2 separate regions of the Homo sapiens genome follow, and region 1 is linked to region 2. A link is a loop called in an ENCODE intact Hi-C map of the cell type or tissue named here. Cell type or tissue: OCI-LY7. All regions are shown on one strand.

Evidence for each region. A loop is a pair of places that touch in the nucleus more often than their neighbours do. Peaks named below come from ENCODE experiments on the same cell type or tissue, not always from the same donor. Only the 100,000 strongest peaks of a DNase experiment are listed, where the experiment ranks them.
Region 1: a loop joins it to region 2, with 9 times the contacts of the local background. A loop is called at or near these places in 7 of 110 quality-filtered maps.

What each region holds. Positions count from the first base shown.
Region 1 is chr3:187,897,219-187,905,218 of GRCh38, reverse strand. It overlaps LOC124906315 (a long non-coding RNA gene), which reads right to left and starts at 7,596. Exons shown (of 3, transcript XR_007096212.1): 1 at 6,915-7,596; 2 at 3,365-6,774; 3 at 2,345-3,264. RefSeq lists enhancers at 2,873-2,922, 2,929-3,430. In OCI-LY7, CTCF peaks have their summits at 4,027 and 4,250; DNase peaks (open chromatin) are centred at 2,938, 4,078, 4,958, 5,768 and 2 weaker places; H3K4me3 peaks cover 5,137 bases; H3K27ac peaks cover 7,376 bases.
Region 2 is chr3:187,995,326-188,003,325 of GRCh38, reverse strand. LOC107986166 (a long non-coding RNA gene) reads left to right here. Exons shown (of 5, transcript XR_001741061.2): 4 at 747-911; 5 at 5,568-8,000. Among named protein-coding and RNA genes, the nearest start is that of LINC01991, 23 kb to the right of the region's middle. In OCI-LY7, a CTCF peak has its summit at 3,032; DNase peaks (open chromatin) are centred at 2,735 and 3,295; H3K4me3 peaks cover 2,290 bases; H3K27ac peaks cover 3,233 bases.

The DNA of each region.
Region 1 (8,000 bases), 98 kb after region 2:
GATGAGGCCTATTAATTTCTGAAGTTAAACTCCTAGGGTTTGTTGACTGACATGCGGAGGGTAAAGGAAAGGAAGTGTCTAAGGAAGACTCTGTGATTTCTAGCTTTAGAAGTAGAGTGGAAAAATATGCTGTTAACCAAGGCTGAACACAAAGGACACAGAGCACATTTGGTGAATCTATAGGAGAGGGCTCTTTGGAGCACAGTATTTTAAGTTTCTGTAAAAAACACCCCACTAGAGATGTGAATAGGCTTTTGGGAAGACAGAGATGGTTTTTGCGGGAGAAGTAGGGACTAGAGTCATCAGGGTATAATGGTACTTAAAGCTCTAGAACCAAATGAGTGTTCCCAGGGAACTTTGGGTGGTGGGGTCAGGGGGAATAGATAGGCTCAAGGTGAAATCTTGAAGCATCCCAACATTAAAGTGTGGGCAGCATAGAAGAGACTGTGGAGAACCAGGAGAGAATTTCAAGACTGATGAAGAGTTGGTTTTTAGTGCAAATACCACTTTGGGAATGAGGAGGATGAAGACTGCAAAGAAATCATTTGATTTGACAATGAGGAGGTCACCAGGGACCTCATCAAGAGGGTTTTCAGTGGTGTGAGTATGTGTGTGGTTGTTTATAAGCCAGGTTGTAGTGGGTGGGGTGTAGGCAAGGAGTGAGATCATGAAGATGGCAATACATACTCAATAAATTTAGCTGTGAAGAGGAGACAGCTTTATCAATTACTGGATGAAAAAAATGGTTTTAAGAATTTAGAGAGATTCAAGGACACTGATAGGCTGAAAGAAAGGAGTTCCAGAAACAGGAGAGACTGATAATCCAAGAGGTAAAGAGGATAACTGGTGAAGCAGGTCCTTGAAGAAGGCTGAAGAGAAAGGGACTAGTTCATAGGTGGTTGGACCAGCCATGGTGAGAAGAGATCCCTCCACCTCTCTTCTTACCATCAGGGAAGAGGAACAGAGAGGTTTGCTGGTGGTGTGTTTAGAAGAGGAGGAGCAGGAGAAACTCAGAGGAAATATAGTGATTGTTATGGACTGAACGCTCATGCTTCTCACCCACCACCAACTGTATATGTTGAAGCATATCCAAAGTGTGATGGTATTTGGAGGTGAGGCGTCTTGTAGATAATTAGAGTAGGAGGGTGGGACCTCATGAATAGCATCGGTGCCCTTATAAAAAGATCTCAGGGAGCTCTCTAGCACCTTTACTACCATGTGAGTGTAAAACAAGAAGTTGGCAGTCTGCAGCCTAGATGACGGCCCTCACCAGCACCCGACCATACTGGCACTCTGACCTTGGACTTCCAGCCTCCAGACTGTGAGAAATAGATTTTTCTTGTTTTTTGTTGCCATGCAGTCTACACCACTTTGTTGTAGAACTCAATCTGACAGTGAGATTCTAGTTGCATCCCATCATTGCATAGATGGGGAAATGGAGACTCAGAGAAGTGGAGCAATTTGTTCCAGTTTGTGATACAAGTAAATGGGGGAGCCACGGCTGTGAATGGCATCTCCTGACCCCCATGCCTGTGCTCTTTTCACTCCCCACCTGCTTCTCAGACTCTCATGGCCTGGGGAAGATCCTGAAACAAGGGAGGATGAGCAGTGATATCTAACAAATATGCCAAAAGCGAGGTGAACTGCTTTGAGATTTCACCTTGAGTCTATCTAACAAATGATATCTAACAAATGTACCTCCTCACAACCAGGCACAAGCTCCTCAGAGACAAGACCCTTCGGAATGTCTTCTGGGCTTGTCAAATAGGCTCAAATATACTTAATACTCTGTGAATCTCCTTTGAGGCACCTGGCCCTGCATTCTTCACAAATAACCACATAAAATAAGAACTCTAAGACCCTCATCTTTTTCTGGTGTCAGCTCTCACTTGCTTTCTCTCAGCTAGTTCTTTCCATACCATCCTCACTTGCTTCTTACACCTACATTCTATGGCTTCCAGCAGATGCCTGGAATTTTCTTGCCAGATTCTCCCTAAATGAAGATTCCTCTGGCTCACCTTCCTGTGGTCACCCTGAGTAAGGCTCTCTTGGCACTTTGCAGTCCCAGAGTCCCTCATGCAGGCAGGGATCCTCTAAGGGCAGGTTTTCACTGACATCACCCTAACTTCCTCAAGTGGAACTTGAACATATTAGTCATTTCATGCTAATGCCACAGTTTTTACTAATTTATATTTTTTTAAAATAGTTTTTTAAAATTTTTTAAAAAATTATTAATCCAGTAACTGTTGAGAGGATAGTGCCTGGTGGGGGAAGGAGCGATGAGTCAGACACAGTCTCTGTTTTCAAGGAGTTTTTGTCTAATATTAGGGAGCAAAACAGCAAATTAAACAGCAAGTGTGAAAGTGATTAGCAGGGTGCCCAGCTTAATAGGTGAGAAATTATTTTCATTTAAAAACTGATATACATAAATATCTGAGAAGGGATAAAGGTGGTTCTAAGAACAAGGAGATTCCTAGATTTAGTTAGAAGCACAAGGGAAGAAGTTGAATATGAACATGAAGCATGAGTCAGGTTTGAGCAGGCAAAGGTGGGATTGTTGGGGGGGTGGGCACATTTCAGATGAAGAGAGCTTGTCTAATATGCCACTGTGTTTACAGGTGAAGCCAGCTATTGAGAGAAAACCTGGAAGTTTAGTGTCTCTTGTCCCACAGCAATGGAGTACAAGAACTGAGACCCATGCCAAATGCTGTGATTCCCAGGGCTGGTGGCCATGTGCAGGACTAGTTCCCAAGGAGAAGGGCCAGAGGGCTTTGGGCGCTCCTCCCTGCCCCCATTCTGACTCATTGTGGGACCGAGCTGAGTTTAGCGCTTCATTTCCCTTCTTCAGGCCAGCGCGATTTGAATGCACCTGCCTCCCTTCTGTCCCCGCTGCCTGGTGAGGATGGCCGTTGTGAGGGGCAGGGAGTACTTCCTAATTGTGTTCCTGTGGTCTAGGTCCCACGTGAAGGCTCTTGGCGGTCTCACTCAAATGAGGTGGGGGCAGCCTGACCGCTCAGTCACACTTGGAGGATGGGTTGGCTAGTTCTTCTCACCCTCTGGTCTGGTTTTGAAGTTGCAAATTTCTTAAGTTGCTCTTAAGAAAGGTGTGGGCCAGGGCTGGCGGCGGTGAAGTGGAGTGGCGGCGGTGAAGTGGAGTCTTCAGAGAGCTGTCAGGTCTCAGCCACTGTGCTCCGTATCTTCCTCCTGTGCATCCTATTAGCTCCGGAGCTCCCAACCTTCTCCTTTCCACAAAATTAGACACATCTGAAATGCAGAGCAAATAGTCTCACAGGGGAAAAAACAAAAAAGATGAGGCAGTGGAGGAAGGGGGAGACAGTAAAAACTACAAAATATTTCCATGCACCTGGAAGGGTTAGTGTCCTTCCATGCAAAGTGAGTTTGTCTGGAAACTCCTGCTACACGGATTGAGGGTTCACCTTGTTTATCTGCCAGGACACAAGAGCTTGGCTTATCCATCCAGGGCATTGCTCCCACCAACCACACCTGCACAGTGGTGAAGAAACTACAGAACTCTGAGATGTATTATTATCACACCATCCTCAGGAACTGGGAGACAGTAGGGTCAATGTTCTATACAGCAATTAGAGGTGCTGACCTGTTTGAATTCTCTTGGTCTCCAGGGCAGAGGATGTTGGTGGTGATGATGATAATGCTATCAATAACTTTCTGTCATAGTGAGTCATACTGCTACAAAGGACTTTCACATTTATTGACTCATTTTATCTCAAAAGCGCAATGGAGACCCCATTCACCTTCAGAGTATCCCCAAAAGATAAGCCACCATGGCTAGTAAGTGGACTTCAGTATAGACTCATTATTTAGAGCGGAATATAGTGGAACTTTTGGGATTTGCATTGTGGTCTTGCCCTTACCAGCTGGGTGACCTTAGACAAACCACTTCACCCCGCTGAGCCTTAGCTTCTTCATATGTAAAAATGTGTTAATAATAACTGTCTCAGAGGGCTATTGTAGGGGTTTAAGTGACTTCATGTAAATAAAAAGGCCATTATAAACTCTAAAACATTATGCAAATATTAATTGCCTTCTATACAAGAATGGGCTATTTGCAAAAATGAATGTAAATATAGTTTGAGATGGCAGGTGTGACGTGCCTGAAAGAGCACTTTACTTGGGATCTGAAGATGTGTTTTCTATTTTGGCCTCTACATGTCAGGTGGCAGTGAGGAGTGTGGCTTTCAGACAGGCAAACACAACCATGCAAAAAAAAACGGTGGCCACCATCCGCCTGTCACCTTGTCACCTATGGTAGACTGAATGATGGTCCCAAAGATGCCCATGTCCTAATTCCTGGAACCTGGGACTATGTTCTCCTACATGTTAAAGGGACTTTGCAGATGTGATTAAGTTAGGGGTCATGAAGTGCAGAGATTATCCCATGTCATCCAGATGGGTCCATTGTAAGGTGTAGGAGGAGAGTTGTGTGACAATGGAAACAGAGATTATATGCATTGAAGATGGAGGAAGGGGCCACAAGTCAAAGAATATGAGAATCTCTGGAAGCTGAAAAAGGCAAGGAAATACATTCTCCCCTACAGCCTCCAGAAGGAACTCTCCCTGCTGGCAGCTTGATTTGAAAGCCCAGAGAAATTAATGTTGGATTTTTGGTTTCCAGAACTGTAAAAGGATAAATTTATGTCATTGTAAGCCACCAAGTTTGTGCTGGCTTTGTTACAATGGCAATAGGTAACTCGTGTATACCACCTCAAAATAATTCGGCTCCTATTTTCTTTCTCCCAACCTGAATCCAACTTCTGAATAGGCTAGTGGGCATTCCCAAGTTTTCCTCTACTTTTTTGGTGGGCCAGCCTGGAGCTGACCTTTCTAATTCTGCACAGCTTATGCATCACTGGGATTGATAAATGATAAACTAACTCATTGGTTCTGCACCCTAGATTGGCTGGAGCTCTTCCTAGGGGTACTCAGGCTCAGGAAATGCAGCCTTTGTGGCTTTGAGCAAGTCAGTTAAACTCATGGGCTCTCTATTTTTTCATCTGTCATTTGGGGATAAAATTTCTTTCTATGCCTACCTCACAGGGTGAAGACTTAAGAGAAATGATATCAATGAAAGCTCTCTGCCACTTGTAAAATGCTCTACAGGTATGAACCCTGTTATCATCATCATTAGCATTATTTTATTTTTAAAAGAGTAAAAACGTTATTAAATGAAATGAGTTATAAGTAAGAGTTTCTGTTTTTTTCTTTCTTTAACTTTTATTTTATGTTTGGGGGTGCATGTGAAGGTTTGCTACATAGGTAAACACTTGCCATGGGGGTTTATTGTAAATATTATTTCATCACCCAGTACCCAATAGTTATCTTTTCTTCTCTTTCTGCTCCCAGCCTCTCTTGGTATTATTTTTAAAATATCGAATTTTCCAGCTTAATCTCTTTCAAACTTAATATATATGTTGTGGCAATTGACAGACACTCTGATTCTAGACAAGGCTAAAATAATCCTAAGGAGAATATCCAGTTGAGCATTGGCTTTTAAATATCTGGATTATTCATAAGCTTGAACTTCCAGTATGGACCCCAAAATATAAAAAACAGATGCTGTGGGGCCATTAAATAATTGTTCAGTAATATCACCCATTTGGAGATGGTGAGGCTGGGCAAATTTCACTTGCCTTTCTCTTCGTGGAACTGAAAATGGAAAAGACACATGCTAATCAGAAACACGGTCATCTGAAAACAGGGGCTTTAAAAATATCTTTCGGCCACAAGATTGCCAAGAGCAGAGGAGCTGTGCATTACTGCAAAGCCCTGCTTGTTATATCTTGCCAGTGAATAATGAAGACTCCCACTAGTGACAGGCTCTTTCTCAAACACTAAAACCACAATTTACCTAAAGCTCGCCCTGGACCCTCAGAATCATTTATTTGCCACAACCTCACTAGTCTTCTCTGACTTGATGAGGATTACAAAAAACTCCAACAATCATCTGGTAAATTTGCTCAGAGGAGCAGAGAATATTAGAATGCAAGGGGAAGGCATTGGTGGAGGGGGCTAACATTCATCAACCACTTAAGTCAAGTTTCAAGACTCTACTTTTCCACACATACTATCTAATTTTACACTACTGTTCTATTTTTGTGGCTATTATCCCCATTTTACAGAAGAGGAATCTGGGGTTAGAGAGATTAGGTAACTTCAGAAGATCGTAGGAGAATGTGGTAAAGCTGGCTTTCCACACTGTGTCTAGTTCATCCCTTTACAAAAAAAGGAAAACGAGAGGAATTGATTGCCTCAGGATCATGCACTTACTTGGTGCCCCTTGAGTTCTAAAAGTCAGGCTCGCTGAATAATTTGTCTTGACCCCCCACTTTGAATCTACTCCCAAAGGGCTTTCCCCTGTTACTAGAGATGCCCCTGGCATGTGTCTCTGCTGCTGTAACCAGATTCAGCAGCAGAATGGAGAAAGGGGCATGTCCCAGTTGCTATTGAGGCATAACAAAGCAACCCAAGCTTAGTAGTTTAAACTGTGGGTTAGAAACTTAGGGGAGACTAGGCTGGGCATTTATGGCTCGGGAGCTCTCATGTGGTTGCAGACAGTGGCTGAAGCTGGAAGAGTTGGGGAGGAGGGTACTGGAGCAGTGGGAGGCAGGCCAGGCATCTTTCAGGGTCCCTCCACATAATCCTTCTTTATGGACCACTTTGGGTTTCCTCACAGCATGGCAGCCTCAGGGCAGTTGGACTGCTTCCTTGGCAGTTCAGTGGTCCACATGCTAGACCCTAGAGAACAAGGAGGCAATGGCATCATTTTCTTTATGACATACCTTCAGAGATCACACAACATCACTTACTCTATATTAGAATGATTGAAAGTGAGTCACAACCCCACCCAGATTCAGAGGAAGGAGACTTGACCTCACCTTTCGATGGGAGAAGGCCATGTAGTATGGCAGTCTGTCATGGCGAGAAAAGGCTGCAACAGTCGGAGCAAGATGAGGGATCTCAAACACTGAGAAGAGGGCCAGTTATTTGTGCACAAGAATATAAACACAGTCTCTTATTGACAGAGAAGCGCCTTTATGAAGAGAACCTGGAAGAACACTAGCAATACCCTATTACTTAGCAAAAGAGTGTATTAAGCTGACAGCGGGACAGGGGCATATTAGAGAAGGTCCCCAGATTATGTCTGGGAAGATCAATCAGTTTGGCAAAAAGCTCACAGAGCAGGGATTCCTGGAAGCTAGTAGAAAGAGTTCTATACAAATTGCCAGATTATATCTTACAGACTCAACCTTTTCTTTGAAAACATTAAAGAACTTAAGTTTTCTAAATCGCTTAGTTGCCTTAAAACATCCCTATGTTCCCCCCAACTTAGCCGAACGTTAATAGATTCTGGATATATATTAATGACCATTTCCATTCAATTATCCTTCGATAAAGCTATTTTAAAAAAATGAAAAGGAAATGCTATCTACCAGGTTGCTTTTTACTTTATTTGATGTATTTTTATTTCTTAAATGAGCATTTACCTTTACCAAGTTCTATTCTATGTTCTGGTATAAACAAACATGAGAGCACCCTGCCCTCCACAGGTGAGAGCCACCCACTCAATACAGAGGGGGCAGGGGGTACGGGGGGGGGAGCCATGTGTATCCCATGAATGAAATCCCAGGCCCACGTTTCTGAAGGTACCATGTGGAAGATAGTATTTAAATCCTGCTGTGTGTATGACTGATTTAAACCCCTGGTTCAAGTACATGGTTGTTAGTTGAGCGTTCTCCTCGGGTCATTCATTGTGTGAATTAAAAGAAACAAGGTATGTGAAGTACTTGGCACTTGGCATGTGGTGGGCATTCAGAAAAGTGGACTGCTTTTATTGGGTTGGGTTTTATTATAATTTAATATTAACATTGTGGTATGAAAAGTGACTTCCTGTTTACAAATCACTTTCTTATTTTTCATCTTATTTAATGATAGCAATCCAGTGATTCAGGCATTGTAATTAT
Region 2 (8,000 bases):
ACACACTTGGAGGAGAGGAGGAGTTGGAACTCAGATGAGGAGGTTAGGTAGGTGTGATGGTGAATGTGGGAGTGTCAGCAGCACACGAAGATAAGCAAGAGGTGGACAGGCTGAGCGGCAGCCAGCATCAAGCCAGCCATAATAAATGGTCATCCTAAGAAAGACAGCTACTATTCACTGAGCAATGCTATGTGTCAAGAATTCAGTCTGCTTTGTGATGTATTCTCACAGTATCTCTGCAAGGGTAATTTTATTCCTATTTAACAAATGAGGAAATTGAGGCCTAGAGAGATAAAGCAACTAGTCATGTAAGAAGTGGTTAGGTAAGAGTGCAAACCTGCTGTTTGTTTCCACTCTACCATCAAGCTAGGGGGAGGCTGGGAATAAGTCCTGTTCCTAGACAGGCAGGCTATGGAGCTGTTGGTGGTAGACTTTAATTCCAACAGTTTTGTAGGAATGAGGACCCTGGGTGGATTATGAAATCAGAGATAAGATGAGTCACTGGACCCAGGGTGCAAGGTCAGAAAGGGACAAACTTGATGCTGGGTCACCTGACTGCTAAATGTCCTCTCACTGAAGACAATAAAAGCCCTCAATCCTGGAGTGGAGCAGAGAATTAAGTTGAGAACTCTTGCAGTGTCAACCACGCAAGGTATCAGTGACCAAGTCCTTGTGGATGCAGTTGGGACTTCTGAGGAAATACCCTATATAGGATAACTATGGATATCTATGTTTTATATCAATAGGGGTCTACAGTCCTACAGAGCTGTAATACAGCCTACGGAAACGAGTTTGAAAATGGAAAACTATGCTGAATAAACTGCTTATGACCCAACATCATTCCAAAGCAGAGTTGAGACTATGGTATAGCCGTGCACAGTGTAAGGCATGAAGGTTGGACGAGGATCCAGGTGAGTTAGGTAATGGAAGAGGGATGTGACAAAGCGTGCAGAACCGAAAGCCTCAGGATGAGATGAAGAAGGAGTGAAGGAAGCCTGGGAATTATATTAAAGAAAACTAGAGGAAAACCACCTTTCAGGTAGAGGGTCAAGAAGGCCCAGGACTAAGAAGAGCCTGAAAGGTCTCCAGGGAATGTGACACTGGTGCAAAAGGGAAATGGAGTAATAATAAGTGGCTGATAAATCAGATTAAACTTTGCTGGTATTTGCTATCTGTAGATAGCTTATGTTCCTGAAGTTCCTTTCCTGAGTAGCAGAGTTTAATGGTGTCTCTTAACTGTCAGTATTCTGTGTGAGCATTGAGAGTTGAAAGATAGAATTACAGTGACACAAGGTGGGGAATTTATTATTCAAAGAAAAACCAGATTGAAGTGGGATGTTGTGGTTGTAGATGCCCTGTCTATGAAGGACAAATCTCCCTTTTCATTCTGGAGTGCAGTAGCCAAAATCTGTGCCATTACATGAGTGAGCCCTTTACTACAACAACCTTATGAGATAAGGTCTCCTATTCTTCCCATTTTAAATTACAGAGAAGGAAAGTTTACCCTGCTAAGAAATGGCAGAATTAGGATTTGAACCTCATATACCCTTTAGAACCTGAACCTATATTATTAGGGCAAACCATATAAAATTTTCTGGGTTTTTTAGTATTTTATATTGGATGTCGGTAATTCCCAATCACATTATTTTGACCCTCAGTGTACTGAGAATACCATAGAAGTAAACAGATTTTGCTGTTTCAAGAAGCAGAATAGTCAGTTTCAGCTGCAACACAGTGTCTTGTCTTTTGTCACTTGTGATGCTAGTGGTGGGAATAGAACTTTTTAAGGAGCAGAGAGGATAAACTTGTGAGATTTTCAAGCATGTGGAAGTGACTTGAATGGATTCCCTTTAGGCAATGGACACCTGGATAGAGATCCAGGAAGAGACCACCCAGACGGTGAGCTACTTGAAGAGCCAGCATGGTTTCTGGCAGACAGTGTTGGTTAATAAACAGTGAACACTGAACGTGTATGCCTGTGTCAGATTTCACACTGAGATGACATAGTAATATGGCTCTCCCCTGGTGTGTACATTCACTACTCACCAACTCAACATCTTGGCACAAGGTTGAAAGTTTGGACCAGAGCAAATTTTGGCAGAGCAAATGGTGTTGGGGTGGAAAAGTCAGCGTTTGCTCAGATTGTTCTTGCACTGTCCAAGCCAGGTGGCTTCAGGAACATTGTTCATACTTCCTAAGTCTTCTGTTAAGTGAGCAGGCTTATTCTTTCCAAAGTTCTCTCTAGATGGTTGGGAGGCTGTTAACAGCTTAGAGAAAGTCTTTGTGAGCAAAAAAAAGCAAAAAACAAAAAAACAAAACAAAACCCCACAAAACCAAAAACATTATTTGAGGTGGGGTATAAAATGTTTAATCTTGTCGGAAAAATAGGGAAGCAACATGGTGGCTAGTCTGGAATTTCTGAAAGGCTCACCATTAGGGAGATAGACAGTACGTGGGTCAAAAGGGAGAGTGAGAAAGCACTTCTGACACTTCACGCAAACCTGGCCCCATGCCTGAATGTCTATGGAAGCCACCTCCCTACTGCCTCTGCACTTTGACTCAGTACCTTCACCTGCTGCAGAGGGTGATTAGCAGCAAGGTCTACCACCACAGCTGTGGGCTTCCTGCTCCAGCCTGCCCTTGGGGCCTCCATCACCTCATTTCTTCTGGCCTCCTCCCCGTTCCCCATTTTGGAACAACTGTACATAATCCCCTCTCCCCTGCCTTCCCCCTCCCCAAACACCCCCACCTGCCCCTTCTGGCTCTGTGCCAGCAGCTGGCTGGTAAGCAGTGCCAAATCAAACAGATGTGTGTGGTATTGACCAGCACGTGTTACCAGGCTCCCTGTCCAGCCCCGTGCCTGATCAGGGCTCTCTCTCAACTGGCCGACACCAGAAACCCCCTCTCAGGGGCACTGCAGGGCCTGGAACAGAGAAATGGCGAGATGCTATTGCCTTCTGGACATCTTAGTCTCCCTTCTCCTCACCTTGCAATTCTTTTTATTTCTTTCAGTTCAGCACCTCTTCCCCTGACTTGTTTACTTGTCTTTTTTATTTACTTATTTTTAACTCTTCCTCATTAATCAAGCTCCTGAACATTTAAAGAATTACAGTTTAAAAAGGCAAAACAGGGTCTTTAAAACAAGCTTTAAAATTCAAGTTCTCTTAGATTTATAAAAGACATCACAATAGGCCAGAACCAGCCAGAAGAATAATAGCAGCTGGTCTTCTTCACCGCAGCTCGCCCAAGCCCAGGATCTTTAAGATGTCACTTCCTTCCTTCCTTTCTTAGTGGCATGCAAAATTCATGGTAATTCTCAGAAGTAGGTAGTCTTGCAAGCAAATGGCTTTGATTCTCTGTACAATTGGCTAATTCTACTCACTCCCACCTACCTGTCTGAGCGAGGATGACTTGAGAACAGCAGCAATTAACCCAAGAGAGCCCTGTGACAGATCAAAGCTCTCTGGAGCACTGAAATCTCATTGAAAATAAAATTATCGAGTCTAGCCTAATGATACAAATATTGTTCGGGTTTTAGAGTATATATATTAAACATAAGAAGTGAAACAGCTTGCATTCTTCATAGCTGCTACCTAAGAAACAATCCTCCCAACAATGAAAAGCAACAATATTTTAGTGATTCATACTAAAGATGATGATTTTTCCAAAATAATGGCCTTAAATGTTGATAATCAACAGTGCCTACCTGAATTCCACAGACATGCATGATTTTGGCATTTTTCAGTTGAATTGAAAATGCAAGATTACTGAATTTGGCCTTGTCTACGCTTCTGAATATTACTTAAGAGATCATCAACATGTAAGAAATATTAAATTATAATAATATGTTTCCTATTTTGATTTTGCCCTGATGTCCAGAATGCTCACTTGAATTTGATTCTCAATTCGATAATTACATTAGTCTTTGCCACATCTTTTTGCTTTAATCTAAATATCTAGTTCCTTTTTTTAAAAAAACCCAGGGTATAACTTCTTTTATGTTATAAATTGTCCAAAATTCTTTTTGGAAAAAGAGATGATATAATAAAAAAGAGAATTCAATAAAAATGACATCTAATAACAATGATGAGGATAATTCATGACACTTCACTTTCTACCTTTAATTAGTTATTTATGTACTTGTTGGAAGGCCCTCATTAGACTGCAAATTCCCTGAGGACAGAGCCAGGCCTGCTATGTCTCTGCATCTCCCATGGGGTGGGTGTTTAGTAAGATTCTGTTGGATAAATACAACCTTAGGATTAATTTTAGGGGAAATAAAATGAGGTTGTCCTTCTCCTTTCTTTTCCATGTGTTTCTCTTTCTTGTCTTTTTTCAGGGAAGACTATTGATATAATGTTTTACAGTCAGAGCAGAGCTGAGTTATATGGGGCTGCTTTTATATTGCTGGGTGAGATGTTACTTTCTCCTCTTTCCCCTTTGAAGCCCATTGTAAATTTTTTTCTTCCTCTACATTGTTCTCTCCCTCTTCCTGCATAATAGTCAGTAATGTTCTCCTACATAAATAATAACCACTTACATTTACATAAGCATCGGTAACACTGGCACATTCTTTCCAAAAAGGATTTGAGATGAGCGTCTTGGAGGATTTTTCCATTTTACAATGCACTCTCAGATGCTATAGCTGTTGTTGTTAACTAATAATTTATAGTGTACTTACCATGTGCCAGGCACTAGGCAAGGGCGTCTTGTACACTATCTCATTTAGTCCTCACAGTAATCCTATGGGGGAGCTACTGACATTGTCTGCATTTTCAATGCAAAGAAACGGTGAGGGCGTGGAACTTGCACATGTTCACACAGCCAGGATGGGGCAGGAATGGGATTTGAACCCTGGCCTCTGGCTACAAAACTGAGGCTCCTAACCTCTGAATCATGTTATCCCTTTGGGTCATTACTTCAACCCAGTGAAATAGGCAGAGGGGAGGAATGAGGATGAAAGTAGAGGAACAGCGTTTTCTGAGTGTCTATCAATGTCCAGGACATTATGCTTTCCTTACAATATCTCCTTTGGCCCCTCAGACATCCCACAAGGTAGACATCAATACCGTTAGCGCAAATGAAGAGACAGAAACTGTCTTAGTTAACTTGCTAGGCACTCAGATGAGAAGGCAGGGTTTTATCCCAGGTCTATTTGGTTCTAAAGTTCATATTTTTTTTTCCGTTGTACACGTGGAGAAACCGGCCCAAGTTTACACAGCAGGTTATCAAAAACAACACCAAATCTGGTCTTTTAACCGCCCTTTGAGGGTTCTGGTGTCCTACTGGGGTCAAAATGTGCAGTGCCTGGCTACTGAGTGTCCTTCCCTATGTAACCCTGTGGGGCAGAAGGAGCACTTTAGTATGAGTTGACAAAGAGAAATGCCATTGAATTTTCATCTCATTCAGAGCAGAGAGAGAGAATAGCTTTGGGAACCAGGCTAGTTTGAAACAAGGGCTCCTGAAGCTAATTAAAAGCTAGTCTGGAGCTGTGCTTTTCATTCCTTAAGAATGTTCGACCTCATTAAATAGGAAAAAGCATGTAGAATTTTCTGATTTTTTTCTAGGTTCTGCAGGGGATGGGGATGCTGAGTAAGTGAGACACGTTTCTACAGCTTCTAGCCTGCCCAGTGCCTGCAATGACATCGCTGTTGCTGATGAAGACTTACTGTTCTCAAGTGCTTATCACACTGGGAGGATGGCAACTGGGCAAAGCAGACACAGAAGGACATCATGCTGCTGACTCGTGGCTTCAGACTCTCAGTCTCCTGTATTCCTTCCTCCTGCAATTGCAGGGGGTGCACAAAACATTTGCAGGCATGAACGCAGTGAAGCAAATAGTTGTTCTTAGGAACAATTTCCCTTGGAGTCTTTCACAGACACCTGGAGCAAACTGGTGCTCAGGGGCACAAGGTTCCAGCTAAAAGAAACAGAAAAGTTCACAGGCTTTCCATATGTCCTCTGGAAAAAAACAGAAAGCCTCAAAGATTGTTCTAATGTTTGGACTTCAAGTTCACAGGAGTCAGCTGTAACTCAGAGGCCGTGTGCTCAAGCCATGAAGATGCCTGGAATTGAGAAGACAAGAGATCAGGTTGGCAGAGTCTTATACTGGATATCTTGTAGTTTTGATTTAGGAAACCATTTATGGAGCACCCACTGGGTACCAAACACTGTGCTAGCAGATTTGAGTATATCATATCTAATCCTTCCAAAGACTCCACAAAGTAAGTGTTCTTTTCAATTTACAGGTAAGGAAACAGGAACACCAGCTACAACCCTCATCTTCATGGCTTTTGGCCCTTGCTCAGTTAGTAGAGTACAGCCTGAGGAATCTTGGTTTTGCAAGGTGTTAGAACTGAAAGGGATATTAGAGCTCATGTCTACCTTTTGAGGATAATGGTGAAAAGAGATCCAAAGCCAGAAATGTAAATTAATTTGCCCAGGGACACAGAGCAGAGCTGACACATCCACTCAGGCCTCTGGTCCTGCATGTGGACCAGTCTTTTCTTCTCCATGTAACAGCAGGAGAGCAAAGAGATTAAAATGCCATCTGGGGTGGATGGAACAAATGTCAAGGCCTGCCCTGGCTCTCTCTCTAAGCAATGATTACCACAGACATGGCGGTTTTCAAAGGGCTTCTCACTTAATCTGCTCACCATTCCTTAAAAACGAGGAAAGGGGAACCTTTGAAGTTATGGAAGATAAAGTGACTTGCCAATGTACAATGATAAAAATGTGCATCTATGTCTATAAAATATGTTAAGCTCTTTAGAAGAAAGGTGAAGGAAGAGAGCAAATTGTTTTGGCATTTTCTTATTTCCATCATCTTGTGATCTAAGTTGTCTGACACTGCTAAATCATCCTTTCAAAATAGTGACACTTGTTTCTCTCCCTCTTTGATTTTTCTCCAAACTGCTTGGGGTTCCAGAGGACAGCTCTTCTAGAAATGTCCCTGTCTTATCTCACAAGGCCTGCAGGAAGTGTATAGTCTACAATCCCAGCCATGACATAAACACCAGTCTTTCTGAACCACATGCAGCATTGCCCAGCTCTGGCATATCGGAAATGAGAAATGGCTATATGTTCTGGGGTATGACTGCAGCACTGTGTGCAGGGTGCTTACCAAGCATTAGGGCCGAAAGGGGTTGAAGACTCCTTCAAACTCTTGTTTTCTGAATCAATTTTTACCTGTTTTTCTTCTGACCCGTCCTGATAAATTTTCAGATAGCAAACCTTTTGGTATAGTGACAGTCAAAGTCATTTGCAAAGCATAGAATAAGTGGTTTAGATGCTTAGGTATATTTTTCACTTTGAATGTTCATTCTGAGCCAGTTTTGTTTATGTATTAAAATAATAAAATAAAGGATTAAAGCCATGTTTCTAAGTTGAATGAAAAATAAGATCTATGCATATTTAAGGGTGTCTCCAAGCTACCCTTAGTCATGCTCCCTACACTTCAGCCACTGGATGCCTTGCTGACTCCTGAATAAAGCATGTTAATTCCCACTTAAAATACTGCTAATAACTTCTTCAGTTTGATATCAGTGCTTTACACTCTTACCATAAAGAATTCTAAGCTGGGCATTTCCTGAATTGAGTTAAACCTATCATGTTCATGATCTCACTTATCCCTCAAAGGGACTTATAAAATAGATAGGGAAGAAATGTTTACTTCCATCTTGCAGATGAAGATACTGAGGCTCAGATGAAATGGCCACCAGCTCAGGGTCACATGATATTCTAGATAGAAGAACAATGGGTCTCCTGAATTCCAGTCTAGAATTCCTTTCTCTATATTGCTGGGATTCGTGCTTAACTCTCCCAGATTTGGATTGTATGTTTGGTCACTGATACTTCCTGTCAACATAAGTGAAAGCACCTGGTTGCTTCTTGCAGGGGTAATGACCACATAACCCCTGCATCCCTGCACTTCCCCACCTTGATTCATGCTGTTCCCTCTGCTGGGAATTCTCTCTTCTCTCCTCTGAATGGTCAACTCC